2 separate regions of the Homo sapiens genome follow, and region 1 is linked to region 2. Evidence: chromatin loops called from intact Hi-C (ENCODE). Cell type or tissue: PC-9. All regions are shown on one strand. Links, peaks and the distances in the headings refer to the core of each region. The heading gives the core; the rest is flanking DNA. Region 1 overlaps TPRG1 (tumor protein p63 regulated 1). Region 2 has its middle 21 kb from the start of CLDN1.

Region 1 (16,897 bases), core at 4,624-9,623, 1.0 Mb before region 2:
TTTCATTTTTCTTCTTGGGCAAAGGATTAAGTACAAAAAAAAGTTGGGTGTCAGTTTTCAAATATAATCATCAAAAATCTGATAACTGGCCAGCAGAATGTTTCAGGGACTTTTTTTACTTTCCTTTTGTGAGAAAAGTTCAGGTATTAACCAGTTGGGGAGCGGAGTGTTATATGCATTTGTGTGAAATTGTGCTTATACCATCTCCACATGGATAAACATTCAGAAACCATAACAGCATTCCCGAAGGAATCCTTCCTTAATACAGGAAGTGACAGTTTTGTGAAGGCACCACAATTAAGCTCTGGTTTTTCATTCCAGAAATCCCAGGATTTAATTTTTAGACAAAATGAGACATCCGTGAAGTTCCATAGGGCTGTTTAGAATTACAGGCAACTTAGTTTCCAAGCTTGTCGAATGCAGGGCACCTGAGTTTGGCTTAACCTCCGGGCATCTCTTTGCATTCAGAGATACCTGAAACCACAAATCATAAATTCTGATGGACACATGCAAAAGAGGCCTCAGAAACACGGTTTTGTTATTCAATGTGGCCACACTCCTCTACCATGAGTTCTCTCCCTGTTATCTCAAGCTTACTTTCTCTTGCTCTGCACTTAGGTTTACCAAATGACCAGGCCTGGGCTATGCCAGAGTGGCTTCCTCCCACATCTTGTGGATTAAGACTGTGAACTTAACAGGAGGGGCAGGCACAGTCTTTCTACAAGCTTTGACATGTTTGTTGCTGCAATTTCACTGAATGGAATGTGTGCAGAGAATAGAGGACAATGAGATTCAGAATCTGAAGTCGCAGAGCATTTTGAATTTGTCAGCGTCCCCCTCAAAAATCATGTATATTCTACCATTTAAGAAGTCCCATGTCTTTTCTCAGTCAGTTATTGCTTCTGTGGAAACTGTTATTGTCATGGCAGCTCCTTTCTTCTTGAAACTGTCTCCCACCTGAACTGTTCTGTTACTGTTCACCTCTTTGATACCTCCTCTCTTTCTCTTTTAATTCTTACCATCAGAATCTTGGTGTGACATCAATATCCGTATTTCCAGCTCTAGCCACTGTTCTGAGTGTCAGACTCACATTTCCAAGTAGGTGTTTCCCATATAGAATTCCTCCAAACACCTTGAATTTCCTATTTTTAAAACCTAATTCACCTTTTTCTTCTCACCCCCTAAAATCTTTTGAACAGTTTAACTAGTTGGGAGTTAATATGAAGGCTGACTGATGTATTACATTCTATTTTTTTTTTTTTGGAAATGGAAATGACTAATCTAATGGAAAACGCCTTTCTTGTAGGAGACAAGGAGAAGGCCTTAGGATCTACTGGGGGAGTCCGGAGGAGCAGTCTCTTCTGTCCCGCTGGAACCCATGGTCCACTGAAGTTCCTTATGCTACTTTCACTGAGCATCCTATGAAATACACCAGTGAGAAATTCCTTGAAATTTGCAAGGTAGGAGGCATCTTGGGTATTACTCTCAGATTAGCTTTGTTGCTGGAGCTATGTGCTTCTAGGGACGTGTACTCCTAAACAAAACAAAATAAAATAAAATAAAATAAAATAAAATAAAATAAAATAAAACCAGCAATTTATATAGACAAAAACGGTAATAGGTTTATAATTTATTTTAGTAAAGAGTCAAACTGTTTTTATATGTAAATATACATTATATTTATATATAACATGCTGCTTTCCGCTTGCTAATTGCATGCATTGCCTACATGGTGTATATACTTTCCCACATATAATCACATTCTAATTATTTTATTCATGGAAGTGTGGAATAGTATAAAGCATAGTTCGATGAGGTTCTATGGTCATGCTCGATTAAGTCACTTGTCTTTCTGAGACTTGGTAGTCTCACGTCTAAAATGAAGATAATGAGCACTGCCTTTCCTCCCAACCTCACTGGACCATTATAAGGTTAAATAGAATGATGTGTGTATAAATACTCCATGAAGTGTAAAGCTATTCACAATTTCTTTGTCTTTAAATTTCATCTCATCAAGCAGATATTAGACTTATTTCTAAAGGGAACAGTTTTCTATTATTCTCTCACCTCCCCCAGGCATCTAAAGCAGAACGGGGGCATTCTAAGTAGTCAAGAAGGAAAACAGCTGGAGCTGAAAATGTAGTGAAAGATCAAACTTTATATTTTCAATAAAACCAAATATACATATGAGTGCGCTTATAGACCTAGAAATTCTTACCTTCTCCGTCCTTTTTATGTTTACTTTTATATTCTGTCATTCATTTCAGAATATTACAATTCTTTATTTGCTATGAATTCAAAACTTGGCAATCTGTATGTAAAGACTTTCTGTGGTTGATGGCATATATTACATTTCTTGCATTAAACATACCTATTCGTGCAAGTGTAAATATATATGTATGTGTGTGAAAATATTTTAACTTGATAGGTCCTGGGGATTTTAAAAAGAATTTGAGGCAACATATATTTGATTACAGGCTAGATGGAGTCTTCATTCCCCCATAATACATAGATGAAATGACCTCGAATCACATTATTCTCCCATGAAAAGTCAATGTTCCTCTCAAGAATTATGCAAATGTCCTCAGGGATTTATAGTGTCACGGTGTCCCTCAGGCTCCAAGCTGTTATTGACACTAAACTAGCTTGGTATATGGATCATGTTGCCACTCTTTATGGGACACTCCTATTTCAAATTTCTCAACCCAAGCCTCAGCATCAGCCCCTAGCCTGACTCTTTACCACTGAAAGCCAACAAAACAAAACAACCAATAAGAACAACCTAACACCTATTTGAAGGCAAGAATATGAGAACAGACTCACCCAGGGCTTCAGGGGGACAGAGTGGGAGTTTGCATCATGCTCTTGCCGTGAACTTCAAATGCAATATCAGACTTCTCTGTTTCTAGAAGTTCTTATTAATAATAACACATTAATGCATTGTTCCATAATCTTCAAACTCTGTTTCAAAAATTATTGTTAACAATGCAGAACACTTTATGTTTCTTTCTTTCTTTGTTTCTTTGTTTCTTTCTTTGTTTCTTTCTTTCTTTCTTTCTTTCTTTCTTTCTTTCTTTCTTTCTTTCTTTCTTTCTTTCTTTCTTTTTTTCTTTCTTTCTTTCTTTCTTTCTTTCTTTCTTAAGACGGAGTCTCGCTCTGTCACCCAGGCTGGAGTGCAGTGGCACAATCTTGGCTCACTGCAAGCTCCGCCTCCCGGGTTCACATCATTCTCCTGCCTCAGCCTCCGGAGTAGCTGGGACTACAGGCGCCCGAAAACATCTGTTAATCCAAGATAAAGAGCTTAATAACCTATTTTCCCAAAGACATTTTCCTGCTTTAAAGGACATCTGGTTCCGACCATTAAAATAATATATATTTTTGAATTAGTAGTAATTGTACTTTATTGTAAATCAAAATAAATACTAACTGCCTTAGTTGGTACATCCATCATTTCCTGGGCCAAGTCTTCTCTTATTCCTCATACCTTGTGCATTAGATGGTTATTCCCTGAATGCCCTTTGCAGGAAGAAGTTCAGCGTGAGGAATTAAAGAACAAGTTTTATAAACTGCAGAGAAATAACACTGTCACATTCTAACATCTGATTGTGCTTTATCTTATTCTGTTATATATAAATACAATCAAATAATGCAAAAATAAAGATGAAAAGTAAAATATCAAAGAGGGTATGGAATATTATTTTCCAAATACCCACAAATGGAATTAATAGACTAGAGCATTGGATTTTGCCCTAGCCTTCCCAGTAGCAAAGGCTGAACAGGAAATTGATGTTCATGTAGCTCTTACTGGATGGAAGTAAGAATAACAGGTGGGAGGCACATGCACACACACGAACATGATAGACGGTGAGTTGGTTGGTTGACTTTTAGCCAATCAAACTACTTCGCGGATCTGTTAAGTGTATTTCCTTTAAGGCTTTTCTCCTTAAATTATTATTCCAAAGCTTTTTCTCTTTTTTTTTTTTTCCTTTAGCAATAGTCTGGCACTTTCATTTGCCAAGCTATTTCTTATTCAAAGGCCACCCAAAGTCCCAGCTCTCTAGGAAAACAAATGATCTCCATCTGGAATGTGAGAGGATGAGTACTTTGATCCAGGTTTTTGTGTCTTATTTTCTCTTTTGTTGTTGGTTTTTATGTCACAATATTATTTATGTTTAGGACATTTTCCAAGATTGGCTTTGATTAAGACCCAGTTATATCAATGTAAAAGAATAAATAAGAAGAAAGATAATTTGGGGGATCTAGAATTTTTTTATGTTAATATTTTGGCAAAAACATGAGATTTTAAAAGGGTTTAATAAACTGGTTTTTCCATCTCTCTGATGAATGAAATAGGAAAAAAGTAGAATATGGGGAAAATGCATAACTAAATCAAAAACTGAAGCAATTTAATTCAGTTTAAGAAAACTATTGTCTCACGGGGAGGGAATAACATAGAGCTGAGTTATGCAGTCAACACTTTTAAATTATTTACAATCTAATGGAACAAATTATTATTTTAAAATACATGAAAATATTCAAACTTATTCTTACCCAGAGTCATTTCTTCTACTGTATCTAGAATCTCTTTATTCAAGAGATTTTCTAACACCAACAAAATGCAGGTATTATGATTGTTGCTGAGGATACCAACAGAAATGAGACAAGGTTCTTGCCTTTGTGGAAGGCAGTGCTTAACAGGGGAGGCAGATAAAAATGCAAATATTTTTAAGAGTTCTAATTAACTGAAACTGAAGTTTGGATCAAGCAAAAAGGAGTAGAGGTACATGAGAGTATGCAGAAGGTTCTTAGATAAAGAGTAATTTGGTTTAACTGGAGTTTAATGTTACATAGTCCCCACTGTAGTTATAATGGCTTAGATAATAGATATAAGAGCCTAAACTAAGTTCGGAGCAGTAGGAAGGGAAAGAAGATGAGGAGATTTTGAGTTATTCAGGAGAGAGAATTAATGAAAGCAAGTAACTGACAGGATATTGAAGATGATGAAGAAGTCAAAGATGACAAGGTTTCAGGATTGGGTAGATGGTGATTCCATTAATTTGATTGAAGAAAACTGGAAAAAGTAGGTTTGGGGACTCAGCTTATGACATGTTGAATTCGAAACATGTTGCATTTCTGTAGAACTTGGGGTAGGGTTGGTTGTCAGGCAGTTAGAAATTTAGGTCTGAAGCTCAGTACAGAAAGCTGAACTGGTGATATAGGTTTGAGATTACACAACATTGGGCCAAAGCTGAGTAGTCATGGGGCTGGTGGGTCAGGAAGGTACCCAAAGAAAGAGCATTAATGGATATAATTACGTTCAAGTTAAAGTTTACGCTATGTCTAAGTCTGTTAACATTTATTGATAAAATTGCTGTAAAGTTTATACAATGCTATGTCAAAATATACTATTCCCATCTCACTAACTCTATACCACTTCCACATCTGGCAGATATGGTGGTCAAATGGCCTTTTCCCAGACAGTCTTGCTTATCTCCCTGCTTCACCAAACTTTTCCAATCTGTTCACATACATAGTTTGTGTTACTCATATAAAACAATGTGAAAGTATAAAATAAAATAGTAGCTTTTTGGCACTGCTTTTAATATTATGAGACATAAAAATATCTAGTATACTATTATATAGTTATACTTTATATCTATTGATTACAATTTGAATACTATTTTCATGTAATTCAACTAATAAAACCCCTGTAAGATAAGGATAGGTGTCTTTGTTTTAAAAATGAGAACACTTGAGCCATGTGTGGTGGTGGCCTATGCCTGTAGTCCCAGTGACTCAGGAGGCTAAGGTGGGAGGATTGCTTGAGGCCAGAAGTTCAAGACCAGCCTAGGCAACAGAGTAAGACCATGTCTTTAAAAAAACTTAATAAAATAAATTAATGAGACATGGTGGCATGTACCAGTATTCCCATTCCAGTTACCTATAATCCCAGCTACTTGGAAGGCTAAGGCAGGAGGACTGCTTAAGCCCAGGAGTTCGAGTCTGCAGTGCAAGTCTGCAGTGAGCTGTGATTATACCATTGCATTCCAACCTAGATGACAGAGCAAGATTTTGTCTCTTTAAAAAAAAATGAGGACAGTTATTCAGAGGGATTAAGTGACTGAAATCATATAATAATAGTTCTATGTTATACCCAGTTTCCTAATATTCAAGGAAATGGGTATAAGCCTGAAAGAATTGTGTGTGTGTGTGTGTGTGTGTGTGTGTGTGTGTGTAAGGGGGGGTGAGAAAGAGAGAGACTGTGTGTACATTTGTATTAATTGATGTGATATGGTATAATATTGTATCTCAAAACCTGGCTCAATTATCCTCAATTATTTCATCCACTTTGTATTTGCAACTTATAGCCTTACCTTTTCTTTTTTAACCATCGCTTTGCTGGGTTCCTACAGTATGCAGAGACTACTGCTGGGAAGGATGAGTACTGAACCCAGAACTGATGAATAGCAGTGAACGCATTATGTGTGCCCTACAACCATCATGATCTACAGACCAACCATTTGTACTCTTTTCTTGTATTTCTATCCATCTTTTCAAGGGGATCATGTAAATGAACCAATGTTTTAGCAATTAAATTTAACTTTATACTCTTAGCCCTTTGTTTGCCTTTTACAACAATTCAACAAATATTCATTGAGTACTTACCTGGCAGTGACCATTACATGATGAGCAATATTCTGGATTACCAAGAAGAATAAAACTGATTTTGCCCTACAGATACTTACGGCGTAGGGGGAGGAGGCAGCAAAGACTTTCACAAATTATAATTTAAAGTACTAAGATTGTAAATAGGGGGAGCCCAAAAGTGGGAACAGATAAGTCCAAAAGTTAACAAGTCTGATGACATTTGATATGAAACTCAAGGTATGGGTGATTTAAGCACCAAAGAAGGTGGGAAAAGACATTTTAATTAGAGGAAACATGCTTAAAAGCTGCGAATTACAAAGGTATACAAAATGTTCTCCGATAAAGACTAATTCAGTTTAGCTAAGTTTAAAGTGCACTTGTGTGTGTGTGCACATATGTGCATATGTTCAGAGAGGAGGGTTGGGGGATGGGATAGGATGAGGATGGAAATTGCTATGGGTAGAAACCTCTCTTGTGCAAGAAAAAAGAAGCTACTGCCTCTTCTTATTTGTCTCTATGCACTTGAATTTATAGTCACAGGGGCTCTATGAGGATAATTCCAGGAAAAATGTGCAAAGATGATATATACAGTCTGTCCAGCAGTGTGACTTCTCAAGTGATTTCAAGTACTGGGTATTGGATGGGCGTGCCCTCTATGACAGGAGACTTGGAGACTTCCTTCCATACACAGGGAGGCTGAAACCTGTAGCCTGCAGGCTCAGAAAACCAGCTCAACTGAGGAATGTGGGCCTACAGGCATGAAACCTGGTCTCTTTACCCAGTGTAAACAGGAAGCCAGTGATGGTTGTAATAAGGAAAACTGAGACTCCAGGCAATGAACTGTTGGCAGACAGCACCTAAAGCAAACCTGTGGACCAGGCACTCGGCTGGTAAATAATTGGTGGAAAGTCAAGAATAATACGATGTCCCCCCTGTCCCCACCACGCACACTGCTGCTATACTTTATCCTAACCAACACACAGCCCCTGTGTAACTGGAGTTGTTAAAACCTGACCCTCTGTATTTGGGACTGAAATAAAAGAGAGAGCCAGAGGTGGGTGCATAAAAGCTTTTAGGGAAAAGTATGTGGCTGGTGGCATTCATATCAGATGACACAGCGTTCCTGTCACATAGATTTAGTTCAGGTGCTTGAAATGCTCAAGAGCCAGCTCGGGGACTTGGCCTTTTGTCTGCCTCTCCTTCAATGCACTGCTTGTCACCCTGCTTGTCTCTCTGTAACCATGCCCTCCCCTGGCTTTGAAGGGGCTCCTAGAAATGACTGGAAATGAAGTCCATCTGACTCCAATGAAATGCCAAATTCATTGAGTATGAAATAGTGCCAACTTTTACTTTCTAGCACTTTGATTTTGAGTCTACAGAGGATTCTTAAGGAAAGAAGTTTATGATGAAGCCAGAGGAAGCATTCAGTAATCCAACTGGACAAGATTTACTGATCTATGAAAAGGCATCCTGATAATCCAGACTTTGGATAATCCAGACTTTGTTGCAATAGAATTGTTGAGATGAATTATACTTTGATTTTTAAGAGATCATGGTTTGGTAATGATGATGAGGATGATGTCAGTGATGATTAAGCAGTTATTATTTATTGATTCCTGGCAACAAGCTTCCTTTATGGCCTTTGCAATATAACTCCAAATTTCAGGCTCATCTCATTCTGCTTTCCTAATCCTTTATATAATATGTGAGCACACAAGTGCATGTATGTGCACCCCTCCATTCACAGCGTGTATACAAACACTTTATTTCACTTAATCTTTACAACCACCTGATAAGTTTGATACTATTAATATTCTTATTTTATGGCAAAGGAACTATAAATTTCAGAGAGGTTGGATAACTTGCCCAAAGTCACACAGCTATGTGAGTATCATAGTTCCAACTTAAGACCCCTCTGCCTGATCCTATACTTCCTTTAGTTCAGTGGTTCTCAAGAGAGGGTGATTTTTCCCATGGGGGACATATGACAATGTCCCAGTGTCCCAGTGAGATATTATCGGTTGTCATATCAAATGTATACTTACAAAGGTATATAAAATGTTCTCTGATAAAGACTAATTCAGTTTAGCTAAGTTTAAAGTGCACTTGTATGTGTGTGCATATATCTGCATGTGTTCAGAGAGGAGGGTTGAGGCATGGGATAGGATGAGGATGGAAATTACGATGGGTAGAAACCTCTCTTGTGCAAGGAAAAAGGAGCTACTGCCTCTTCTTATTTGTCTCTACACACTTGAATTTATAGTCACAGGGTCTCTATGAGGATAATTCCAGGAAAAAATATGCAAGGATGATATATACAGTCTGTCCAGCAGCGTGACTTCTCAAGTGATTTCAAGTACTGGGTATTGGACGGGCGTGCCCTCTATTACAGGAGACTTCCTTCTATACACAGGGAGGTATCTGTCTGGTATCTGGTGGGAGGAGGATAGGGAGGCTGCTTAACATCCTAACATGCAGAAGACATTCTCTGCCATAGCAAAAGATTGTCTGGCCTAAAATAGCAATAGTCCCAAGGTGAAGAAACTTTGGTTTAGCTGTACAGACAGCCACATTTGTGACTCTACTTCATAGAAAACCAGATGAAATATTTGAGTGGAGGTATAGGTATAGGAAACACATAAGAGAAAAAAAGGTCAACTTTTCCCTTGAGTTTGTGGGAAGGCATTGTGGAAGATACAGGATTTAAGCTTGGTTTTGAGAGATGTGTTGGAGAGTCGGCACTATAGATCTTTTTGGATTAAATCATTGATTGCCAGAGCTGAAGTTTCCTAGGCAAGTGATTTTCATTTAAAAAGAAGTAAAATCTTACTTGGAACTCAAATATATAAAACTGATCATAAAAATAGAGCAGCTCTGATGTGATTGAAGAGACTAAAATAAGTTACCTGCTTGGCTTTTGGCTTTTTGTTGACATCCTCTCCTCGAAGCCTCAGGTACCTGCTGTCCCAACATTATTCACATAGCACTTCCTTTCTTTTCCAGAGAATTTAGATTTGGATGATAAATTATATGTACCCACCCAATCTGTGAAGAGATCTAGTGTTCTAAAGAACATGGTTTAAAAATTAATGAATGTAATATTTTCTCCCTTTTGCAAATGAGGAACATGAATTCTTCCCTAAATATCAGAATTTTAAAACTAAATTTTCTAAAAATTAGAATTTTATAATTCCTGCTCATAACAGCAATGTTATAAAGAGAGGACTTCAGGAGTTAAGTCAGGAGACCTGAGTCCAAGCCCTTGCTCAATCATTTACTAGTTATTTGGTATTGGGTAGATCCCTGTAACATTTAGATCCTCAGTTTACCTACCAGATCCCCTCTACATTGCCCACAATGCCTAGTATCTTATCCAACAAGAGTTTCCTGAATTTAATTCCTACTCTCTGTCCCATATCCTATCATGTTTAGGCTATTAACTTCACTTTATGAATATCATTCTTGACTTCTGGGTCTGTGATTATTATTATGAAAAATTTATAGACATGGACTTTTTATCTGTATATTTCTTCATGGTCCCAGATTCTATATCCAGTTGCCTATTGAAAATCTCTAAGAGGATTTCTGGTGAGGTAACTCAAACCACGTGTCTGCAACAAAATCCTCCATCCCTGTATCTTACCATTTCCAATCTGTACCTCTCCTAGGCTTTCTCAACTCAATAATAATATCGCTATCTACCCAGTTGCTCAGGCCAAAAACCTGGGTGTCATTTTTTTCCTTCTCATTTCTTCATCCCTAAATTCAATCACACCAACACATTCTTTGGCTTGAACCCCCTGCCCCCCAAATCCCTAATTTAACCAGTTCCGATGGTCTCTACTGCTACACTGTCCAAGCCACCGTCGTATCTTGCCTGGACTCCTGAAGTGAACTCCAAACTCATCTTGTCTTCCTGCTTCCATTCTTAGCCCTAAGAGCATTCTATTTTTGACTCCACACAGTAGCTAGGATTATTATTATTTGTAAAATAACAGCATACAACATTGAACTCCTTCCTAAAATCACATCAATCCAAAGCCCTTAATATGGCCCTGAAGACTCTTCATGCCTAGTGCTTCAACCTCTTTCCTTTGATCACTAGACTTCTGTCTAAAAGGCGTTTTCTGTGTCCCTTGAAGAAGCTAAATTCATGCCTCCCTTACAGCTTTTGCAGGTGCTGTGTTTTCTGCTTGGAATTTCTTCTTCACGTAACTAGCTCTTTTTCATTGTATGGGTCTCAGTTGAAGTTTTACCTCCTCAGAAAGACTTGCCCTGAATACAGTATGTGAAGTAACTCTAACTTTCATTACTTTTTATCCCTTTACCACATTCTATTTTCCTTCTAGAATTTATCACCTTCAAAATTTTTATGAATATTTTTTGTCTGCAATCACGAGAATGTGAGCTCCATGACAGCGGGGTTTTTTTGCCTGTCTGTTCAACTTAAAATGTCCCTGGAACTTGTTGTAGGCGCTTCATCAATATTTCTTAAGTAATTTCAGATGCCCTTTCATCTATTAGTGACAAAGAGAGTCAGTTTACAGTACTAATACCGATGCAAATTATTTGTATACTAACAAAATATTAAAGCAGCTAAAACTAAAATGGTACTTGGTAGACTTATGTGGATGATAAACAAACTGAAAAAATTACATATTATTTCTGACATTAAGAAGCAAAATTGGGCCTGAGGAAAGTTAGTCTTAATGGACTTAAGCACAGTTATTAACTGAATTAACTTAATAGAGATAAATTTAACCATTTATGTTTAAGAAGTAAGAATAACTGCAGCCCCAGGAGAGTAGTCAACTTCTGTGAAGACTGGCTGGGGAGATGAGTATCTCTCAACTTAATCTACAGTAACTAACTTTGTGCCTTCTTTTTTTCTTCTTCAGTTGTCTGGGTTCATGTCTAAGCTTGTTCCAGCTATCCAGAATGCCCACAAGAATTCAACTGGATCTGGAAGAGGAAAGAAACTGATGGTGTTAACTGAACCCATTTTGATTGAGACCTACACAGGGCTGATGTCATTCATTGGAAACCGCAACAAACTTGGCTATTCCCTTGCCCGTGGGAGTATTGGTTTTTGAGAGTCTTTTTGGTACCATAAGCATATCATCCACAGATATGTCACTTTGAAAATTCCAGTTTGACCCACGCTATTTTTGGACTGAAACAATTAATTATTTTTAAATGACGCTTTATGATTTAGAAATTTAGTATTTCCGAAAATTTAAAAGCTTGATTGGACTGATAGATACACACTTTAGACCTCATACAAGAATAATCAAATTTTCTTAAAACTAGAAAATAAATGCTGCTGAGCCTATCAAATACTGTTATCAAATGAGTGCCTGATCATCAACTCAGGAAAGAAGACTCTAAGTCCTGTTGCTTCAGCTCTCTAAATGTAGGCTTTTTTTTTTTTTTTTTTTTAGGTCTTGGTCTTCAGCCCTCTTATCCTGATTTATTCTCTCATTGGGGTCTCACTGTCTCTAGTATTTTAGCTACCACTTGATAAGGATGACTTCCAAATTTATATTCCCATTCCCAATATTTATTCCAAGACTCAGTTTTGCATTTCTGACTGCTAATCATCTATATATCAGTGTCCCAGTGGCCTCTTAATTGAGCATTATCAAAATCCTGTGGTATTTATATGGTCCCAGTTATCCATCCCTGAAGTCTGTCAATTTTGATTTCTCTAAATTCCTTGCCATGACATCCTATATATGATCACATCTCTATACGGCTTAGCATTGTATTCCGATGCCCAGATGTCAAACTTGAAGCTCATTCTCTTATCAAAATTGTTCATGTATTCCTCCTTTCCATTCTTATAGCTGTATTATTAGATCAGGTTTTTAATTCTGCTCAACCAATTATTACCACAGCCTGTTAAATGGAATCCCTACTCCAAGGCTGACTGTTTCAATCTATCCTACACTTGGTTTCTAGCTCATTTACTTATACCATCTTTTGTTCAAATATATATTTTTTAATAACAGACCTTTTTCTTCTAAAGAAATCTTTTGTAGAAGCAGCATATACGAAGCAGATAAAAGTAGGTTCAATGCGGTTGGAGTGAAGATGAGAATGCCACAGGCATCTTTCTTTCTAGGCCTCAGAGGTGCTGCATATGGAATGTCCATGGATCGCAGAGGGTTTTGAAGACCATGTTTTCAAAAACACTGTCTTAACACTCTATTGTCATTGCTCTTTTCCCTCTTATTTCCTCTTTGTCTCTTCCCGACTTAGATCTAATTTTCAACAACCCAGGAAATTATCTCATATGTTTGCATCTCTCAAGTTTCTTTTCTTTTTTCTTTCAGAGTCTTATTTTATCTAAATTTATGTAGAAAAAAAAGCTTTGAATGTTGACTACATAGACATTACTACAATAAGCTTTTTGCCTTTCCCAAGACTCAAAATTGACACATCTTTGTTGATGTTTAAGTTGAAATTCCAGCCAACTTTTTTTTGACTTTTATGTGAAGTTTAAAGTCTTTTCTTTGAAAAGCTTGCTTCCTCAATTTCAAAGATTTGTCCTCTGATATATTTATAAACATCAATTTAATGCAGACATTCAAACCCTAAACCTTGAATAACTCTTATTTTATTTTGTCTTTGTTTACTTCCATTAATTTTTTTTTCTTTCCCTCTCTTCCGCCTTTACAGCACCCACTTTTTCTTCCCCCCATGATGGCAAATATTGTTATAGTCCCCAAGGCAGGGAACTTCTATTCAGACTGTAAAAGGAAATGTTGAAATCCATAGCTGTCCTGTCAACAGTAGTGGAATGAAAAGTCGTTGGATTGTTTTGGCACTGGTTCTGAAGCAGGCATAATTGGCAAATTATTATAATACTGCTGCCCGAAAATCCCCATTTGCCTCAAGATAGTGGCATTTATTGGCAGAAGCCTCTGAAATGTCCAGCACATTCTTTTGAGTTACCATTTAAGGATCAGCCTGACAATCGACTTCTCTCTGCACATTTGCCCCCTTTGTAACCTAAGCCAGACTGTTCCCAAATGACCTTCTAAAGGACACAGTGCACCATCATCAATGGAAACAGTTCAGAAAGGATGACAGGAGGGAGATGTTTCTTAGTTCTGAGAGCCAGTCTGTAACAATGGGATAAGCATTTAATGGAATCAAAGCTGTTTTGCATAAAGAGTGAACTCAGAGACGACAAGAGGGTCTTTATGAATTCCCTTCACATTTTGTAAAAACTGTCATATATAGGCTATCCCCTTAATTGATAAATGGGATCTAGAAAGCGGTATTATGACCAGAGGGTGAGAAGATTTAGGAATTTGGATAGCAGTTCAAGATAAGAAAGAACTTCTTATAGTTATAAATTTTCAATGATGGAATGGGTTGCTTCTTTAAACAGTGAGCCCACCATCACTTGGTATGTTCAAGGAAAGACTAGATAAAGTCGATATTGTGAGAGGAATTGCTGTATGATACCGTTTGGAGAAATGATTGACATAATCTTTTAAGGCCGGTGACCCTATCATTTTCCAAATAATTGTTGCTAGTACTTAGTTAATTAGACCCATTTTTTTCTTAGGAAAGAGTTGGATCAATCATGGGAGACCCTGAAAAATTTCCTTACCTTTCCTAAGGTTTAATTTCCTCTTCTGCGAAATGGAGACAATTATATTACTTTTGCTTATTTCATAAAGATCTTGTGAGGATTCAATGAAATGAGGTTAAATTCTTTTATTAAACAGAAAGTTTTGAGTATTTGCCTAGAGAGTGATGTGACTTTTGCAGCAGAAGGTGGGAAAACATCCAAGGGAACTACATTTCCTCCAGAAATTGTTTCTTCATTACCATCGACCTACTGATTATGGTTTTCTCATTTTACACTTGGTGTTCTTACTTGGGATCTTTGTCCTTAAGCTCAACAGGGAGCCACAACCCAGGGGACCTATGTGTACACTTGGAGTTTTTATCAGACTATCATTTGAACTTACCACTACAGTTTAGCAAATGGCATGATGAGTTTGATTGATAATAGGAGTAGACGCAAGATACATTAAGTAGAGTACAAAGCATTTCATAACCAAAATGTCATGGTTGGAGGTCTTCATTATTCGGTCTTTATCTCATTCAGGAATTTCCACTTGAAAAATCTCTGATAAGCTTTATTTCAGAAACTGCTTGAACAGCTCCACTGACAAATGCCTCACTATCTTCTGATACATCGTAGGCAGTTCTGAGGGTGAGAAAGTTCAAAGCAGATAGATGTTTTAACACAACAGGAGGACTTTTAAACAATCACCAGGACTCACTCCTCGGTGGTCAATTGGGCCTGTTTGGAGGCCTGACCTTTGGTCATCTTAAGGTCATCTAAGGCAGAAAAGAGAAGCTCACTTATAAGTTGGCACTTCTGAATCATTTGCCTTGAGGTCCATTTTTTATTCAGCCTTTGTTTAAACCTTCTTAGGAAGCCAGTTTGTAGAGTTCTGGGGATAAGAAGGCAGAAAAACCATGTCAATTCAGTGCTTTTATTTCACAGAAAATGAAGCAAAGGCCTAGAAACTAGAAAGACATTTCTCAAAAAGAAGATGGTGAACTTTTGGAAATACTGAGATTAGACTACATTTTCCAATTTCTATCCCTAGCCCACTGCTCTTTCCAATATAATATCTGTATTCCATGGGAAAGACATGCCATCTGAATTGATGTATCGTAGTTGTTGAGATAATTTTGAAATGAGAAAACAATAGGGCACAGTCGTTTGGGAAGAATTTCCAGAAATTGCCATCATTTTCTTAAAGGCTAAGGACACTTATAGAGCTCTCCGATTTCCTATCTGATAAAAAAAGCCCAAACAAAGCTGCGGAAGCTGGCAGAGCCAGCAGATATTTTGTAAGGCAGCTTCACCTCTGCTGGCATTTTGTGGGGCAGGAGAGGGGGAGGGCAAAGGTATTAAATTTAGGCTTAAAAGCTCCTCAGAAATTCTTTACACACAAGAGACCAAGTTGGAGAAAAGAAGATGACTTGTGCCAAGGGGAAGAAAGAGAGAGACTAATGCCTGTGGTTTTCAAAGGTTAACAACAACATAAAAAAGCCAAGGTATTTGCACAGGGATGAATGCTCATTGGCTCTTGGCCAACAATTATACAAGGGCTTGTGCCCACATCCTGTAGCTGTGGTTTAGGGACGCTGCTCATGAGTGACTTCTTATGCTTAGTGGCAGGAAACTTTAGTCACTGATGTGTAAACTCACCTTTGGTCTGCACCTCCCACAACGTGCTCCGAAAGCAGTTAGGGGACTAGGCCTCTTGATTTCCTTGTAGATACCAGTTCCCCAGAAGCTAAGGAAAAACTCTGAGGCCTTGGAGTTACTGAGAGTGGACCAATACTTGTCTTATTCTACCTGATTTTGGCAACTGCTTAGGGTTCTTCTGTATCCACAAAAAGGAATTATGATATCCTCTGCTAAACCCTCTCTTTAGCCTCAAAGCCCAAGACCAAAAAAAATGAGCCATATTTCATTGCAGGCCTGCTGCCAATGTGAAATATAAGGAATAAAGTCATGAGACTGCTTCTCAACCTAGACCTTGTATCTCGTGTGCTATTTTATATTCGATTTTAAAAAGCTCTTAGTAAATATCTCAGTCCCCTTTTCAGTGAAGCCAAATGGAATTTGCAAGCCCAGTTTAATTAACTCCTACGTTTTTAAGGTAGATATGACAGATCATGATATATTGTGGATGCGTTGAGATCAAGTGTTCTGAACCACCAACTTGTCTGTCGTGTCCTGCCCATAATGCTTACCCCATGCATCTCAGAAATTCCTTTTCCTTTTTTAATATTGTCTGAGCACTCTTCACGGAATCTGAGATTAGAAAGGATCTTAAAGGTCATGTAGTTTAGCCTCCTTTGGTTGAGGTTGCAGGAATGCCCTCAACCAGAGCATGCACAGCAGATGGAAAATCAGCTTCTGTGTGAACATTCCAAGAGCCCAGAACTCCTTGCTTTCTAAAGCAGTTAATTCCACTACTGAGCAACAGCAACAAGTAGAAGGTTTTTCTGGACATTGCACCCAAACCTCTCTCCTTGGAAATGTATAGATTTGATGCTAGATATTCCTTTGAAGGTATCCCAAATAAATTAATTTCCTAGTTCACATATTCACACTTTCTATAAAGGCAGGTGCTCTCCTAAAAGGTAGTGACAGTAGTTTTATTTTTGTATTTAGAGACAAAACTCCAGTGAGCACAATCAT
Region 2 (16,897 bases), core at 7,605-12,604:
TGGCTAGAGTGCAGTGGCACGATCTTAACTCACTGCAACCTATGGCTCCCAGGTTCAAGCGATTCTCCTGCCACAGCCTCCCTAGTAGCTGAGATTACAGGCACCCGCCACCATGCCCAGCTAATTTTTGTATTTTTAGTAGGGACGGAGTTTCACCACGTTGGCCAGGCTGGTCTCGAACTCTTGACCTCAGGTGATCCTCTCGCCTCTGCCTCCCAAAGTGCTAGGATTACAGATGTGAGCCACTGCACCTGGCCCTGAGGATGAATTCTTCTGAAATCACATCTTCATCTAGCTTCTTCCTTTGTACTCTTCTGCTACTCTTGCCTCTTTAAAGGTTTATCCTGGCTGGGTGCAGTGGCTCACGCCTGTAATCCCAGCACTTTGAGAGGCCGAAACGGGTGGATCATGAGGTCAGGAGATCAAGACCATCCTGGCCAACATGGTGAAACCCTGTCTCTACTAAAATACAAAAAACATTTGGGCGTGGTGGTGCATGCCTGTAGCCCCAGCTACTGGGGAGGCTGAGGCAGGGGAATCACTTGAACCCAGGAGGCGGAGCTTGCAGTGAGCCGAGATCGTGCCACTGCACTCCAGCCTGGTGACAGAGCAAGACTCCATCAAAAAAAAAAAAAAAAAAAAAAAGGTTTATCCTAAGGGCATGCCCTGAATAAATGACTTGCATAAAATTATCTGTCTCAGACACTGATTCTAGAGAACACAGCTTCTAGGGAGCTCAATATAAATGACAGTTATTGCTAGAAATTGTCCCATAAAGCAGACTCTAAAGATTTAATTCTGGAGTTGAATCAGACCCCAGCTTGGTAGTAAGGATGACCCCAAACCTAGTGGTAAGTAGAGTATTTATAGTTTCTTGAATGTTCTAACAGTACAATTGCTAAAGTGTTGGAGATGCCGTAGCTTTTACAGTGTCTTTGGCATTTGAGAGAAGTAGGGGAAATAATAAGATTATGGAACGTGGAATTTGGTGTTAGTTGTTGTGTGCCTTTTGGTTACTCAGGAGAAAAAAAAATGACTAATCATTAATTTAAAACTAAGTGCAAAAGTCAGAGGTTATTTCTGGAAGTCTTTAAAGAGACTTTTCTCACTTGCAGCTTGGGAGCATGTTGAGCCGGTGAACCATAGGCCTTAGTTGTGACAAGAGCAAAACTTCAGAAAAGCCTAAATTCATGCCTAGGTAAGACTCTGGATGCCATAATAAGGCAGATGTGCTTCAGAGAGTGGGAGTTAAGCCATGCAGATTCAGTGGCTTGCCACATATACGATGCTTTTAGGGATCCAGTGGTCTGGTGCATACTCGAACATCCCTTCCAAGGTAAAGGGCAAAGTTATGGCATCTTTTGTATACTACCATTAAAAAAGAAGTAAAACACAGCACATACAACACTTGGGAATACTACAATGAATGATTTAGCAAGTGCTGTGGAAAGTTCCCCGTTTTCAGTGAGGCCCTGAGCAAGAAAGGGCATGTTCAGGCCATATAGCACAAGCTGTCCTACCACATGGCTTATGTGGCCCAACAGATCCTATAGTTGCATAAAAGTTATCTCTAGGAGATAAAGGTTTTGTGTGGAGTCTCTGACAAGCCCCAACAGAAGGGTTTCATAACAGGCTGCTGAGATTGTGGAGCAAGGCCATGCCATCTGCAGCAGAGCATGTGATTTAAAATGCAGTTGCATCAAGACATGAGACAAAAGCTGTTCGCCAAGAACTGGACGCTGGCAGTCCAAGTAATAAACTACAGCAGCCCCAACAGCAATTATTTATAAAATAGAAGTGTTACAGAATGGATCACCCTTAAAATATCCAAAGGGCATATGTAAGCTGGATGAACAAATATTCCAGACTTCTTTGTCACCAGCACAGTCTCACCTGACACCACTCAATCAGCTCACACTTGTAACCTCATGGGAGAATCCTTATGAGCAGCTAATAGAGGAAGAAAACAACACAGGCTTGGTCCATGGATTGTTCATCTCAGTATGTTGGTGTGGACAATGGACTGCTGTTGTAATATAGCCCCACTTGGTAAGTCCTGGAAGACAGTATTCATGGGAAAATACAAACAGGAGGCAGGATTTGGGTTAGTGTTACTTGTAATCCAATTTTGTTGAGTGACAAATGGCTTAAAAGAACGCTATACACATGGTCATTGGTGGATAGCTTGGCCTGAACAAAGCAATGTTTTCATATTAGTGACAAGAAGATCCAAGAAAGAAGCATGTGGATGAACATATGGAAATGGGCAGAAACTAAGAAGAACTCACCATTACGTGTTAACCCTCATCAAGTTAGAGACACAAAGCAACCAAGTGTGGAGAATGGCCCAATAGATAAGAAGAAACTTAGCTAGCTGAAAGGTCTCACGAATGTAGTAGTCATGGCAGCATAGATGGAGACAATATGTGGACGATAAGAATGCGTTCTCCTCTCACCAAAGCTCATATACCCGATGCCATATCCAACCTATCAACCAACACATTTCTGTGCTGAGCTCCTTATATGATAATATTCTTTGACAAAACCAGCCAGACATTTTGGTGGCAAGCTGATAAAACTGGACTGCTCTCATCCTGACAAAAGCAACAATTAATCCTGAGTAGTAGTGACACACATTCCTAGGATGTGTTTGCCTTTTCTACCAGTAGTATTTCTGTCAGCATTATACAGAAAGGCTCACAGAGAGAGATATTGGATAGCATCTCATACAATATCACTTCAGATCAAGAGAACCCCTTTATGGCAAAGGAAGCCTGGTAGTGGGAACATGGCAAAGATATCCCCTGATCCTATGATACATTGAATCAATTAGTGGCAGCTGACCCTATAGAGCATAGGAAAGCCCCTTTTAATGTATAGCTGTAGTACCATCTTGAAGATGATGCCTGTAGATGGAGACACTATACTTCAGAAAGATGTACATTCATCCTAAACCAACAGCCATTACATGGTGCCAGGGTGCCCAGTAGGTAGAGTACATGAGTTCAGTAACCAAAAGACGGAGGAAATAGTAGCCCTACTTCACCGCCACTCCAAGAATTGACTAGGAGATGTTGTATTGCCTGTCTACTCAATTTTAGAGCCTGTGGATCCAGAGGTCCCAGAGAAGATATGCTTTCACTCAGGGACACAAGAGTCTCATAGAACTTAAAGATACAGCTGATACATGATCACTTCTAGTTCTTCAAGTGGACCAACAAGCAAGAAAAGGAATTATTATACTGCCAAGATTGTGTACACTAGGATATTTGAATGTGTAGTGGCGTATTTTAGCCTGATTACCTAAGGAAAAGGGCTGCTGTTACTTAATAGGGGCATGGAGAAATACTTTTCATACCTACGTGAACTGCAGGTTATCTCTTGGTACCCTCATGCCCAAGTTTAATTATAAATTGACAAGTACAGCAATTATTGCCTGGCAAGTGCGTGGTAACTAGGGAATCAAGGCTCTCAGGGATGAGTGTCTGAGACATCCCACCAGACAAGCCACCTAGATGAACTGAAGTCCTAGCTGAGTGTAAAAGGAATCTATAATTGTAGCTGACAGGGATAATGTGTATTATTGACAGCCTTGAGATCAATTGCAGCAAAGAAGGCTGTAATTCATCCTACAAATGCTCCTCTTACAAGTTTTCCTAGAAATTGAGACCAACTCAAATTCTGAAGAAGCTAAGACCAGATAGGAAGAACTTATTGTGAGAAGTGAATGGATTTGAGAAGTGTGAGTGGCAGACTTGGAAGTGGCTCTTGGCACTTCTCCAGATCTCCTTGACTGGGCTGGTACACTCATACCCCTGCAGGTCTTGGCTGATAACTGCTCAAGTTAGCACATTTCACTGTAGGGTTGTCCTCAGCTGATTGAAGCTACCTCACCCAGAAATGCCTGAGAAGTTACACTGTTCTCTCTCCAAAGACTGACAAGTGCAGGGATAAGACAGTGCAGCTCTCTTTTCTCTGGCCAAGAAAATTATCTGATTATAATCTATGTTCTAGAGAGCTAACTAGGGGATTAGATTGAGACTAAACTTCTGAAATCATATTATTGCCTAACTCTACCCATCCTTCATCTTTTCCTGCTCTTCTTGCTTCCTTAAAGACTTCTAAGTGTATTCCTTCTAGAAATCACCTGCACAAGACTCTCTGTCTAATACTCTGCTTCTAGGCTTCTGGGCCTAACTCAATTACATGTGGCAATGGCTGGGTTTCTCTATGGAGAACCACAGTCTCACCTAGTGGTCATTTCCTGTGTATACATTATTCTTCATTTGTGTGTGACATTGGTTTCCTGTCACAATCCTGACTAATGAAGCAGAAGCAAGCAGGGAGTGATGTGATTAGATTCACATTTAGAAAGCTCAATCTGGCAGCAGTGTTGAGGAGACAATGTATGAGAGGCAAGTCTAGTTGCAAAAATATAATTTCATAGATTATGGTAATAGTCTAGAAAATAATTGAAAAGGGCTAGAAGTTTAATGATCATTGGAAATAGCATACATTAGGTAAACTTGTAAGATAGGTCAGCAGTAAAATTGATTTAAGGATTAATATGTCCTAACCTCCTGCAAGAATTGAAACCACATATACTGCCTTAAAAACTCATTAAACAATTATTGTTTTACCACATATGTAAAAAAAATTACTACTACTCCTGCGGAGCTTGTAGTCTTAATAGTGAATAATGACTATCTTGGTAGTTGTTATAAAAGTCAAAAAATAAATATTATACTAGAATTATAAGCAAAAGGGTGTGAAATCAAGAAAAACTATAGGACAATATTTCCAATGAACACTGACACAAAAGTCAGCAGTTAAATATTAGCAAATCAAATTCAACAGCATATCAGAAAGATTATACATCATAATCAAGTGAGATTTATCCCTGGAATAAAAGGTTGGTTTAATATAAACAAATCAGTTGGTGATATATCATATTAACAGACATAAAGTCAAAAAGCCACATGATCATATCTATTGACAAAGAAAAAGTATTTGACAAAGTTTAACATCCTTTCTTGATAAAAACTTCTAACACTTTAGGTATAGAAGGAAAGTTCCTCAATGTAATAAGGGCTATTTATGGAAAACCCACAGCTAACATAAACAATGGGAAGAAACTGACAGCATTTCCTCTGAGATCTGGTATAAGACAAGGATGCCTACTGTATTAGTCCATTTTCATCCTGCTGATGAAAACATACCTGAGACTGGGCAATTTACAAAAGAAAGAGGTTTATTAGACTTACAGTTCCATGCAGCGGGGAGGCCTCACAATCACAGTCATGGCAGAGATGAAAGGAATGTCTCACGTGGTGGCAGACAAGAGCTTGTGCAGGGGAACTCCCATTTTTAAAACCATCAAATCTCATGAGTCTTACTCACTAACATGAGAGGGTAGCACAGGAAAGACCTCCCACCCATGATTCAATTACCTGCTACCAGGTCCATCCCACAACACGTGGGAATCGTGGGAGTTACAAATCAAGATGAGATTTGGGTGGGGACACAACCAAACCATATCATTCTGCCCCTAGCGACTCCTAATCTTGTTCTAACATTTCAAAACCAATCATGCCTTCCCAACAGTCCCCCAACATCTTAACTCATTTCAGCATTAACTCAAAAGTCCAAAATCTCATCTGAGACAAGGCAAGCCCCTTCTGTCTATGAGCCTGTGTAAAATCAAAATCAAGTTAGTTACTTCCTAGATACAATGGGGGTACAGGAATTGGGTAAATATAGCCATTCCAAATGGGAGAAATTGGCCAAAACAAAGGGGTTACAGGCCCCATGCAAGTCGGAAATCCAGCAGGGCAGTCAAATCTTAAAGCTCCAAAATGATTTCCTTTGACTCCAGGTCTCACGACCAGGTCATGCTGATGCAAGAGGTGGGTTCCCATGGTCTTGGGCAGCTCTGCCCTTGTGGCTTTGCAGGGTAGAGCTTTTCCTCCAGCTGCTTTCATGGGCTGGCATGACATTGAGTGTCTGCAGCTTTTCCAGGTACACAGTGCAAGCCGTCAGTGGATCTACCATTATGGGGTCTAGAGGATGATGGCCCTCTTTTCACAGTTCGACTAGGTGGTGCCCCAGTAGGGACTCTATGTGGGGGCTCCAACCCCACATTTCTCTTCCACACTGCCCTAGCAGAGGTTCTCTATAAGGACCCCACCCCTGTAGCAAACTTCTGCCTGGATATCAAGGTGTTTCCATACATCCTCTGAAATCTAGGCAGAGGCTCCCAAATCCCAAGTCTTGACTTCTGTGCACTTGCAGGCTCAACACCAGGTGGAAGCTGCCAAGGTTTGGGAATTGCACCCTCTGAAGTCATGGCCTGAGCTCTATGTTGGCCCCTTTCAGCCATGGCTGGAGCAGCTGGGATGCAGGGTACCAAGTCCCTAGGCTGCACACAGCAGAGGAACCCTGGGCCTGGCCCACTAAACAATTTTTTTCCTCCTAGGCCTCCAGGTCTGTGATGGGAGGGGCTGCCACAAAGGTCTCTCACATGCCCTGGAGATATTTTTTTCCATTGACTTGGTGATTAATATTCGGCTTCTCATTAGTTATGCAAATTTCTATAGCCGGCTTGGATTTCTCCCCGCAGAATGAGATTTTCTTTTCTATTGCATTGTCAGGCTGCAGATTTTCTGAACTTTGATGCTCTGTTTCCCTTTTAAAACTGAATGCATTTAACAGCACTCAAGTCACCTCTTGAATGCTTTGCTGCTTAAAAATTTCTTTCACCGGATACCCCAAATCATCTCTCTCAAGTTCAAAGATCCACAAATCTCTAGGGCAGGGACAAAATGCTGCCAGTCTCTTTGCTAAAACATAACAAGAGTCACCTTTGCTCCAGTTCCCCAAAAGGTCCTTATTTCCATCTGAAACCACCTGAGCCTGGACTTTATTTTCCATATCACTATCAGCATTTTTGGCAAAGCCATTCAAGAAATCTCCAGGAAGTTCCAAACTTTCTCACATCTTCCTGTCTTCTTCTGAGCCCTCCAAACTGTTCCAAACTCTGCCTGTTACACAGTTCCAAAGTCGCTTCCACATTTTCAGGTATCTTTTCAGGAGCACCCCACTCTGCTGGTACCAATTTACTGTATTAGTTCATTTTCATGCTGCTGATAAGGACATACCTGAGACTGGGCAATTTACAAAAGAAAGAGGTTTATTGGACTTACAGTTCCACATGGCTGGGGATGCATCACAATTATGGCAGAAGGTGAAAGGCACATCTCACATGGTGGTAGAATTTGGTAAAGTTGCAAGATATAAAATCAACATACAAAAATCTGTGGGATTTATATATGCAAATAATGACCTAGGTGAAACAGAAAGCAAAAAGACAATCTGATTTACAATAGCATAAAAATTGAAATTCTTAGGAATAAATTTAACCAAAGAGGTGAAAGACCTGTCCCCTGAAAACTATAAGACATTAATGAAAGAAATTGAAAAGGATACAAAGCTATAGTAAACAAAACAGCATGGTACTGGCATAAAAGAGGCATGTCAGCCAGTGGAACAGAAGGGAGAGTCCCAAAATAAATCCAAACATTTACAGTTAACTAATTTTCACCATAGATACCAACATGATGCAATGGGAAAAAGATAGTGTTTTCAATAAATGGTGCTCAGAAAACTGGATTTTCACATGCAAAAGAAATACATTGGACCCTTCCAGCACACACAAAAATTAATTTAGAATGGATTAAAGACTTAAACATAAGAAATGAAGCCATAAAACTCCTGGAAAAAAACATAGGGGAAAAACTCCTTGACATTGGCCTTGGCAATGATTTCTTGAATATCACACCAGAAGTTTAAGCTACAAAAGCAAAAGTAAATAAGTATGACTATATCAAATCAAAAAGCTTTTGCATAGCAAAGAAAACAATCAACAAAATGAAAAGACAACCTACGGATTGGAAAAAATATTTGCAAATCATGTATCAGAGAAAGGGTTAATATAAAAGATTTATAAAGATCTCATCCAACTCAATAGTGAGAAAACTTATAACCCACTTATAACTGGGTAAGGACTGAAATACGTATTTCTCCAAAGATGACATAAAAGTTGCCAACAAGTGTATGAAAAAGAGCTCAACATTACTAATAATCAGGAAAATAGATCATAAGCAACTATAAGATACCACCTCACGCCTGTTAGGATAGCTGGTATCAAAAAGACAAGAGATAAAAAATGTTGATCAGGGTGTGGAAGAAAGGGAAGCCTTGTACACTTTTGGGAATGTAGATTGGTACAGCCATAAAAAAAGTATAGAAGTTCCTAAAGAAATTAAAAATATAGCTACTATATGATCCAGCAATATCTCTTTTGGGTATATACTCAAAGGAGATAAAATCACCACCTCGTAAAGATATCTGCACTCTCATATTCATTGCAGCATTGTTCATACAATACCTAAGATACAGAAACAACCTAGGTGTACATCAGTGGATGAATGGATAAAAAATCTATAGTGTATATATACAAAGAAATATTATTCAGCCTTAAGTACAAAGAGATTCTGCCATTTGCCACGACATATATGAATCTGAAGGGCATTATGCTACGTGAAGTAAGTCAGACACAGAAAGAAAAATATCACATGACTTCACTTATATATGGAATCTTAAAAAAATGGCAGGGGAGTCAAATCAATAAAAAGAGATAGAAAATAAAACAGTGGTTATCAGAGTTCAGGTCTGGGGGAGAAAATGGGAAGATACAGGCCAGAGGATACAAAGTAGCAACGTAGGATGAACAAGTTGAAAGATCTAATGTACAAATAGAGACTACAGTAAATAATAATGTACTGTAGTCAAGATTTTTGCTACATGGGTAGATTGTATCTTCACATGTGATAGGGCGAATAATGAATAAATATGTAAGATGATGGATTTGCTATTTTGTTTCACTGCAGCAATCATTTTACTATATACATGTATCATAACATCATGTTGTATAACTTAAATGTGCACAATACATTTTTTAATGAAATGAAATATAAAAAATATAAAAAATAATTTTGAAAAACGCTTTGAAAGCACGTATGAAGAATAGCCATCATTATAAAACACAGAGCTTCCAAATTTCTGTAACTAAATAACACCTTCAGAGAAATTGCTTATATTACCTAAACATCTCTGAATAACTTCTTAAAATTCCCAGAAAAGCCATATGTGGATTTTTATGCATGCACCTCCAAGAAGCTTTAATTATCTTAATCATATTCACTACTGGTATTAAAAGTACTACAGATAAATTGCTATTAAATATTATTTAAACAGTCATTAATATTTGATAGATTTAATGTGTATATAAACTGTTCTTAATTTTCATATAAGTATTATAGAGTAGTGAATAATGTATATTATATATAATTCATAATTATACATAGTACATACTGTATTACATACTATGTATTCTGTAAATGCATTTGTATAAATGTGAAAATATATTAAATGTTAAAATTATATATGTATGTATACTTTTAGTCGACACTTTTATTTTGGCAAAACATTAAGAATTAAATCACTAAATTTTCCTTGTCTTCCATAAAAAAGTAGCATAAGGAAAGCTGTGGAAATAAAAAAAAAAACTAAGGATTCCAGATAATCATGTGATTAGGTTATAGAATAAAGGAGGATAAATGTCTGGAGAAAGAGTTGCAAAAATTAGGCCAAGCTGTAAAAGGGGGTCTTCTTGCTCATGCTAGGAATTTGGTTGGGATTTAGGGACACATTGAATATTGGCAGAGAAGGGTCAGGTAGCTGTATTTTCACACAGATCGATTCAGAGGAAATAATTCTATTTACCCAGAAGTGTAAATAAATGAATAAGATCAGACTTTTACTTAGAAGAGTATGGGGAAAATAGACAAAATTCAGAGACAGAGGAAGAGTTAAGCTAATACCAATGTTAACACTGAAATTTGTAGATTTAAAGGGTAAAGTAATTTGACTAAAGACACCCCTCTCCACCTAACACACACACAGTGCTGCTAGTGAACTCTGTATTAAGCTACAGTTTAAGTTCCTGGTTCTTGTTGTCTTACCAGCTTTGATAGTAACCAGGGAGATAGCTGGCAAGAGCTTCTAGGGGCAGGCAGGCAGGATTTTGGCTCGGATGGATACTACCAGATAAAAGGTCTTTCACAACCTCTTTGTTCATTTTGTGATATTTCTCAGTTTAGGGACTTTCTCTTCTCCTCTTCATATCACACACCCACTGCACCTCAGGAATTTGACTTCTCCTCCCTTAGTTACACATTCTCTCACTGCACTTATGGAATTTGAGTTACTTCCTATCAGGTTTGAATCACCCTATTTGGCAATCCTGGAATTATTTGAAAATGCTCTCATCTCATCACTATTATTTTTCCTCTGTAAACAAGCCTCGTGTTTTTCCAGAGCCTCTTCTTTCAGTTGTGTTAATCTCATATTTATTTTTTACAGGCCTAGCTCCGTCTCTCTTTATCATAAGCAGCATAATGCTCTCTAGAAAGACTCTTTGATGAGGAAAAGGAATTCTGGTTCTAGTTTTGCCACTGATAGGTGTTCAGCTTTGTTTAAATGCTTTACCTCACTGGGCTTCCAGTTATTCATTCGTGAAATACAGGAAGAGGCTAAAATAAACACACTTTGGCAGCTTTCCTTCCTTCTCATAAAATTCTGACTTTCAGTTTGTCCCAGGTAATCTGCCAGTCTATCCATCTGTCCCCTCCTTTAAACTAACAACTGTATGTTTATTACTGTATTGATTACATTGTATTGAAATAATCTTATTCATTTATTTATGTAATATATATAATATTTATTGAGGTAGTGCTGAGCATATGCCAGGGACTGGACTAAACCCAAATAACAAGACTCTTGTAACCAGTCCTTTTAGGTCTTACAGTGTAAGTGACAATACACATGAACATTCAGAAGTGTGATGGAAGTAGCCAAGGATAGAACTGAAGCGTCCTATGGCACGTAAGACAGAGGGATCTTCCTTAACCAGGAAGGAACTCCCTTAAAGAAGGAATTTACACCGAGACCGAAGGAAAGAAACAGAAAAGAAAGTGTTTTAGCAGAGGGAACCACATGTTAGAATGCCTGGAGGTGAGAGAGAATAAAAATTCAAAAGAAGTTCTGTTTGCTTAGGGAAGGAAAAAAAAACTGAAGGAAAAAGAAGTACCATGTAGAGATGTGGGTGTGTGACCAGATTTTGCTACAGGGAATTTTGAACTGTTTTAAAGTTTTGGTCTCTATTCTATGAACAATAAAAATCCTCCGGCAATTTTAAGCAGGATAGTGACCCAGTCATATTTGCGTTTTAACAGTTTTGATCTAGATTCATAATGATGCTGAAATTAAAATAATAACTAAATTTTATTTTATGCTTACTATAGCCAAAACTGTACATTCTTTATGTAAGTTGTCCTAGTATTCTTTACAACAACTATACTAGTTTCTTAGGGATGTGGCAACAAATTACCACAAACTAGGTGGCTTAAAAGAAATTCATTCTCTCATTTTTCTGGAGCCCAGACGTCTGAGATCAGGATACCAGTAAGGTCATAGGCTTTGTCTGAAGGGGATCTTGGGAAGTATCCTTCCCTGCCTTCTCCTAGCTTGTAGTGGTTACTCACAATCCCTGGTGTTGCTTGGCTTGCAGATCCATCACCCCAGCCTCTGCCTTTCCACATGACATTCTCCCCTGTGTCTCCCATTGCCTTCCCTCTGCCCATGTTTCTGTGTCCAAATTGTTCTCTCCTTATAAGGACATCAGTTATTGTATGGCTCACCCTAATCCAGTATTACCTTATTACTTCCGAAAAGCTCCTATTTCCAAATAAGTTCACACGCCGAGGTTTGGGCGGGGGGACACTTTGGAGAACACTATTATTATTTTGGAGGATACTCTTTATCCTCATGCTGTAACTGTAAGATGTTTGCCTAACTGGAGAGGTGAGTGAGGAAACTGAGGCACTATGAAGTTTAAAAATATGTCCAAGGTCACAAAGCTAATATGTGGCAGAGACGATTGACAGAGAGACCAGCTAGGAAACGATTGCAGAGCCATGATGATGGTGGCAATGGGGATGGCAACGTATAGATGATTCTGATAAATATTTTTAGAGTAGACTCAATAACATTTGTTAATAATTTTGATGTGATGAGAAAGTAGGGAGGAGTCAAGAAAAACTACCAGTTTTTCTGGGTAGACCTCCTATTTATAGTGCTAGAAAACACTGGACAAAAGGATAGTTTTAGAGAGAAAGGAGAAAAATTCAGAGATGCCAGTGCTGAGTTTGAAGTGCCCAAGGAACATATAGTTATAAATGGATATAACGATCTGGCACTCAAAAGAAAGGTCTGTGTTAGACCATCAGAAAATTGTAGCATTCATTCATCATTACTAAATACTTATGAGTGTCTGCCACATGTCAATTATTATCTTAGGTATCAAGGACACAGTTGTGAATAAGATAGGCAAGTTCCTGCCCTCATGGAAATGTCATTCTTGATGGGGGAGACAGATAATAAACAACAAAGATAAATAAGACAATTTCAACTAGGCATGTCTGCTGTGTAGACAATAAAAAGAGGTGATATGAAAGTCAATGATTGGTACAGATTACCTTCTTCAGTTTGGAGGATGAAAGTAGGTTTCTCTGAAGTGGCGACAAGTGAGCTGAGACCTGCATGATATGAGGTGATTTCAGGGATCTAAGTGCACAAAAGCCCAGAAGCAGTGATGATCTTGTAGTTTGTAAGGAACAGAAAAAAAGGTCTGTGGCTGGAGCATAGGGAACCTAGTGGTGGTACAGGGCGAGGAATCGGTAGAAGATGAGACCATGGGCTGGGCGCGGTGGCTCACATCTGTAATCCCAGCATTTTGAGAGGCCAAGGCAGGTGGATCACGAGGTCAGGAGATTGTGACCATCCTGGTTAACAAGGTGAAACCCCGTCTCTACTGAAAATACAAAAAAAAAAAAAAAAAAATTAGCTGGCACGGTGGCACTTGCCTGTAATCCCAGCTACTCGGGCGGCTGAGGCAGGAGAATTGCTTGAATCTGGGAGGCGGAGCTTGCAGTGAGCTGAGATGGTGCCACTACACTCCAGCCTGGCGACAGAGCAAGACTCCGTCTCAAAAAAAAAAAAAAAAAAGAATAAATCAAAAAAAAAAAAAAAAGATGAGACCACAATGTCAAGGAAGACAGCAAGACTGCAATGTGTGTGTGTGTGTGTGTGTGTGTGTGTGGTGTGTGTCTTTGGAAGATTATGTTTCTTACAAAGATATACACACCCACACTGATTTTTGTTTCATTTAAAGCCATGGGAATAGAAGATATTGCTTAGAGAGACTGTGCAGAGTGAAGGAAAGCAAAAGCCTACAACACAGGCCTGCAGTCACTTAAGTCTCATGGATAAATGTGGTCAGACCAGAAGAAAGAAAACAATATGCTTTCATGTCTGTTTATCCCATTAAAATAAAAACTATGCCCCCATTGCCAAGCAAACCTTCTTTTATGAAATTGTGTCAATAAATATTTAAAGAATTCATTTTTTAAGTTTTAAGGTCAGGGGTACATGTGCAGGTCTGTTACACAGGTAAACTTGTGTCATGGGGGTTTGTTGTACAGATTATTTCATCACCCAGGTACTAAGCCTAGTACCCATTAGTTATTTTTCCTGATCCTCTTTCTCTTACCTCCCTCCACCCTCCAAAAGACCCCAGTGTGTGTTGTTTCCCACTATGTGGCCATGTGTTCTCATCATTTAGCTCCCACTTATAAGTGAGAACATGTGATGTCTGGTTTTCTGTTTCTGTGTTAGTTTGCTAAAGATAATGGTCTTTAGCTCCATCCATGTCTCTGCAAAGGACATAATCTCATTCTTTTTCATGGCTGCGTAATATACCAGCGTGTATATGTACCACATTTTCTTTATCCAGTCTGTCATTGATGGGCATTAAGGTTGATGAATCGATATCAGATAGATGAAAGGAAATAGTATGGTAAGACCCTGGTATGGTTTTTGTGTCCCCACCCAAATCCAGTTGTTCAATTGTAATCCCCAGTGTTGGGGGAGGGACCTGGTGGGAGGCGATTGGATCATGGGGATGAATTTCCCCTTGTTGTTCTCATGATAGTGAGTGAGTTCTCATAAGAGCTGGTTGTTTAAACGTGTGTAGAGCTTCCCCCTTCACTCCTTCTCTCCTGCCACCACATGAAGACATGCTTGCTTCCCCTTGGCCCTTCTGCCATGATTGTAAGTTTCCTGAGGCCCCCCAGCCATGCTTCCTGTGCAGCCTGAGGAACTGTCAGTCAAACTTCTTTTCTTTATAAATTACCCAGGCTCAGGTAGGTATTTATAGCAGTGCAAGAACAGACTAATACAGATCCCCATTCATGGTATGTTTCATCAATGGTCATGTCTTTACTTTTCCTGAGTCCACATCATTTTCTGTGTGACTTCACTGTTTTTGTCTATAAAAGGACTATAGTATTGTTTCCCAACCGTTGACTTGCATAGTTTGACCCTGTGACTTGTGTTATCCATTGACATGAGGTGAAAATGATAGTGTGCCAGTTCTACATGCAGGTCACAAGAGGCTTTGCATGTTCCTTTTATACACTTGCACTCCTGCCATTACCATGAGAAGAACATGCCTGAGCTAGACCCAAGGTAAAGAAGGAAAATGAAAGATTTCTCAGCTGTGCTGCCCCAGGCAAGCCTATCCTAGGGTAGAGCCCCAGTCAAACTGCAGGTATATAAGTGAGTTCAGACTGGGTCAGCCTTGATTAACCCATTCAACTCACAAGCATGGTAGCTACAATAATGAAGGATTGGTCTTAAAACCATTGAATTTCGGGTGGTTTGGTACAGAGAAATGACTGATGTACTAATCTTTTGAGGGGATGACCTGACCAAACAAGCTATGGGAAAATGAGGAATAGATGAGCGGACCAGGCACAGGGCAGGGCATGGAGACAAGCATTTAACCATCTCCCTCCCACATCTAAGTACATCTTAATGTCTTATGAAGATTCTAAGAATCCAGTAGAATCCAGTAGAAATATTTTCAAATTTGTATGAAAAAGGAACAGGTTTTTGAGACATGATTCATTTTATTCCCTGCGTAAAGCTCTTCAAATTAGCCCAAAGTCTGGTGTGAAATGATAAAGCTTTTCTACATAAAAGCAGTACTTGAAGTTTAAGAATCATAGTTCATAATGTTATATATATATATATATATATACTTTATTATAGATGTTGGATTGTATTGTTACTTATCATATTAAAGATATTAAAAATGACAATGTTAAAAAGAGTCAATGTGTATTTTGAAAAGCAACTAAGAATTGCTAATTTTGATTTTATAATGTTGAAAAAAGTATTCGATACCAAAATCAAGAGAACATGCAAAGGTCATGAAAAATATCACAGGTAAAGGGAAAGGCCTCTGGAGTCAGGAATGTACAAGGATGAATTTCAGCTCCACCATTTAACTAGCTGTGGCAGCCATGAGAATGCACCTTCCAGACCTACAGGCAGCTTAATTGACTGGGCTCAGGCTACTGGCATTGAAACCTATTACTGTGTTTGGGTTCAGGCCATAACTTCCTTAGGCTTATCTGACCAATGACTGAGTATAGAGGAAATACTAGGCTGACCTGTTCCTGGGAGTTAGGCAAATCTTTTATCATTGAGTTTGGCTCAAGGGTTCACTATGATTTTGCTCAAACTTCTTTAGTCTATAGACAATCTTTCCTCGCAGTCTTCTTCATTCTGGGCCAGACTTGCATTGTGGTCTGTGATATGGTTTGGAGGTGTGTCTCCGCCAAATTTCATGTTGAAATATGACCCCTATGTTTGAGTTGAGGCATAGTGGGAGGTGTTGGGTCTTGTGGGTAAATCACTCATGAATGGCTTGGTGCTCTCCTTGATTAATGAGTGGTAATTGAGTTCGTGGGAAATCCGGTTGTGTAAAAGACTGTGCACTCCCCCCCACCCCCTTGGTCCCTCTCTTGCCATATAGATAAGTCTGTTCATTTTCACCATCCACCTTGATTGGAAGCTTCCTGAGTCCCTCACCAGAAGCACAGGCTGTCACCATGCTTTCTGGACAGGCTGCAGAACCATGAGCCAAAAAACCTCTTTTCTTTATGAATTACTTAGTCTCCGGTGTTCCTTTACAGCAATGCAAAAGGAACTGAAACAGACTGTTTTTTTTTCCCAGCCTTCTCCAGCTCTATTTCTATTTTCTTCAGCATAAGTGCTTCCTTTACTTAAATTTACACATTTAATCCCATCTTGAGAGCTGCTTCTTGAGAACCCAGATTAACACAATAGCCTCTCTGAGTCTCAGTTTTCTCATGTGTAAAATGTAACCTAGTCCATAGGATTGTAGTAATATTTAAACAAACCAGTGAATTTAAAACAAAATTGTACAGTGACTGCCATTTAGTAAACATTGAATTAATAGAACATTTTATTATTGTTGTTGTTATTATTACTTTTTAAGGTTTTTATTTTTTTAAGTCAAAATCATGAAACATATTAGCAGATATTGGGCTGAAGATTATCTGTTGCTGGGGAGAAATAGAGGTAAACAGATGGAAAACAAAATAACCAAGAAACAAACTAGGTAAATAATTAATGCAAATATTGCAGTCAAAAAATCACAAAAACTTAACGTTATTTTATCTATTAGCATTCTAAAAGGAAAGGTAATATTGACTATAGGGCCACTGGGAATTATATTCTCTTTTAATTGTGGAAACATTCAAGAGTATTCAAGTTAAACTGGACCATTTTCTCCCAGATATAAATCAGAATATCAGGGAGAGCTCTAGCAAGTACAGCAAAATGTTTT

Evidence for each region. A loop is a pair of places that touch in the nucleus more often than their neighbours do. Peaks named below come from ENCODE experiments on the same cell type or tissue, not always from the same donor. Only the 100,000 strongest peaks of a DNase experiment are listed, where the experiment ranks them.
Region 1: it touches region 2 in a loop (6-fold over the local background); 1 of 110 quality-filtered maps calls a loop at or near these places.

The regions. Positions count from the first base shown.
Region 1 is chr3:189,309,080-189,325,976 of GRCh38, forward strand. TPRG1 (tumor protein p63 regulated 1) reads left to right here. Exons shown (of 6, transcript NM_198485.4): 5 at 1,307-1,460; 6 at 11,547-16,225. The coding sequence ends at 11,741. Among named protein-coding and RNA genes, the nearest start is that of TPRG1-AS2, 77 kb to the left of the region's middle. RefSeq lists an enhancer at 14,987-16,186. In PC-9, for the core only: no CTCF peak of the experiment used is centred there; DNase peaks (open chromatin) are centred at 7,382 and 7,772; H3K4me3 peaks cover 1,192 bases; H3K27ac peaks cover 3,039 bases.
Region 2 is chr3:190,335,087-190,351,983 of GRCh38, forward strand. It overlaps a transcript of CLDN16 not described here. Among named protein-coding and RNA genes, the nearest start is that of CLDN1, 21 kb to the left of the region's middle. In PC-9, for the core only: no CTCF peak of the experiment used is centred there; a DNase peak (open chromatin) is centred at 10,245; H3K4me3 peaks cover 1,862 bases; H3K27ac peaks cover 4,397 bases.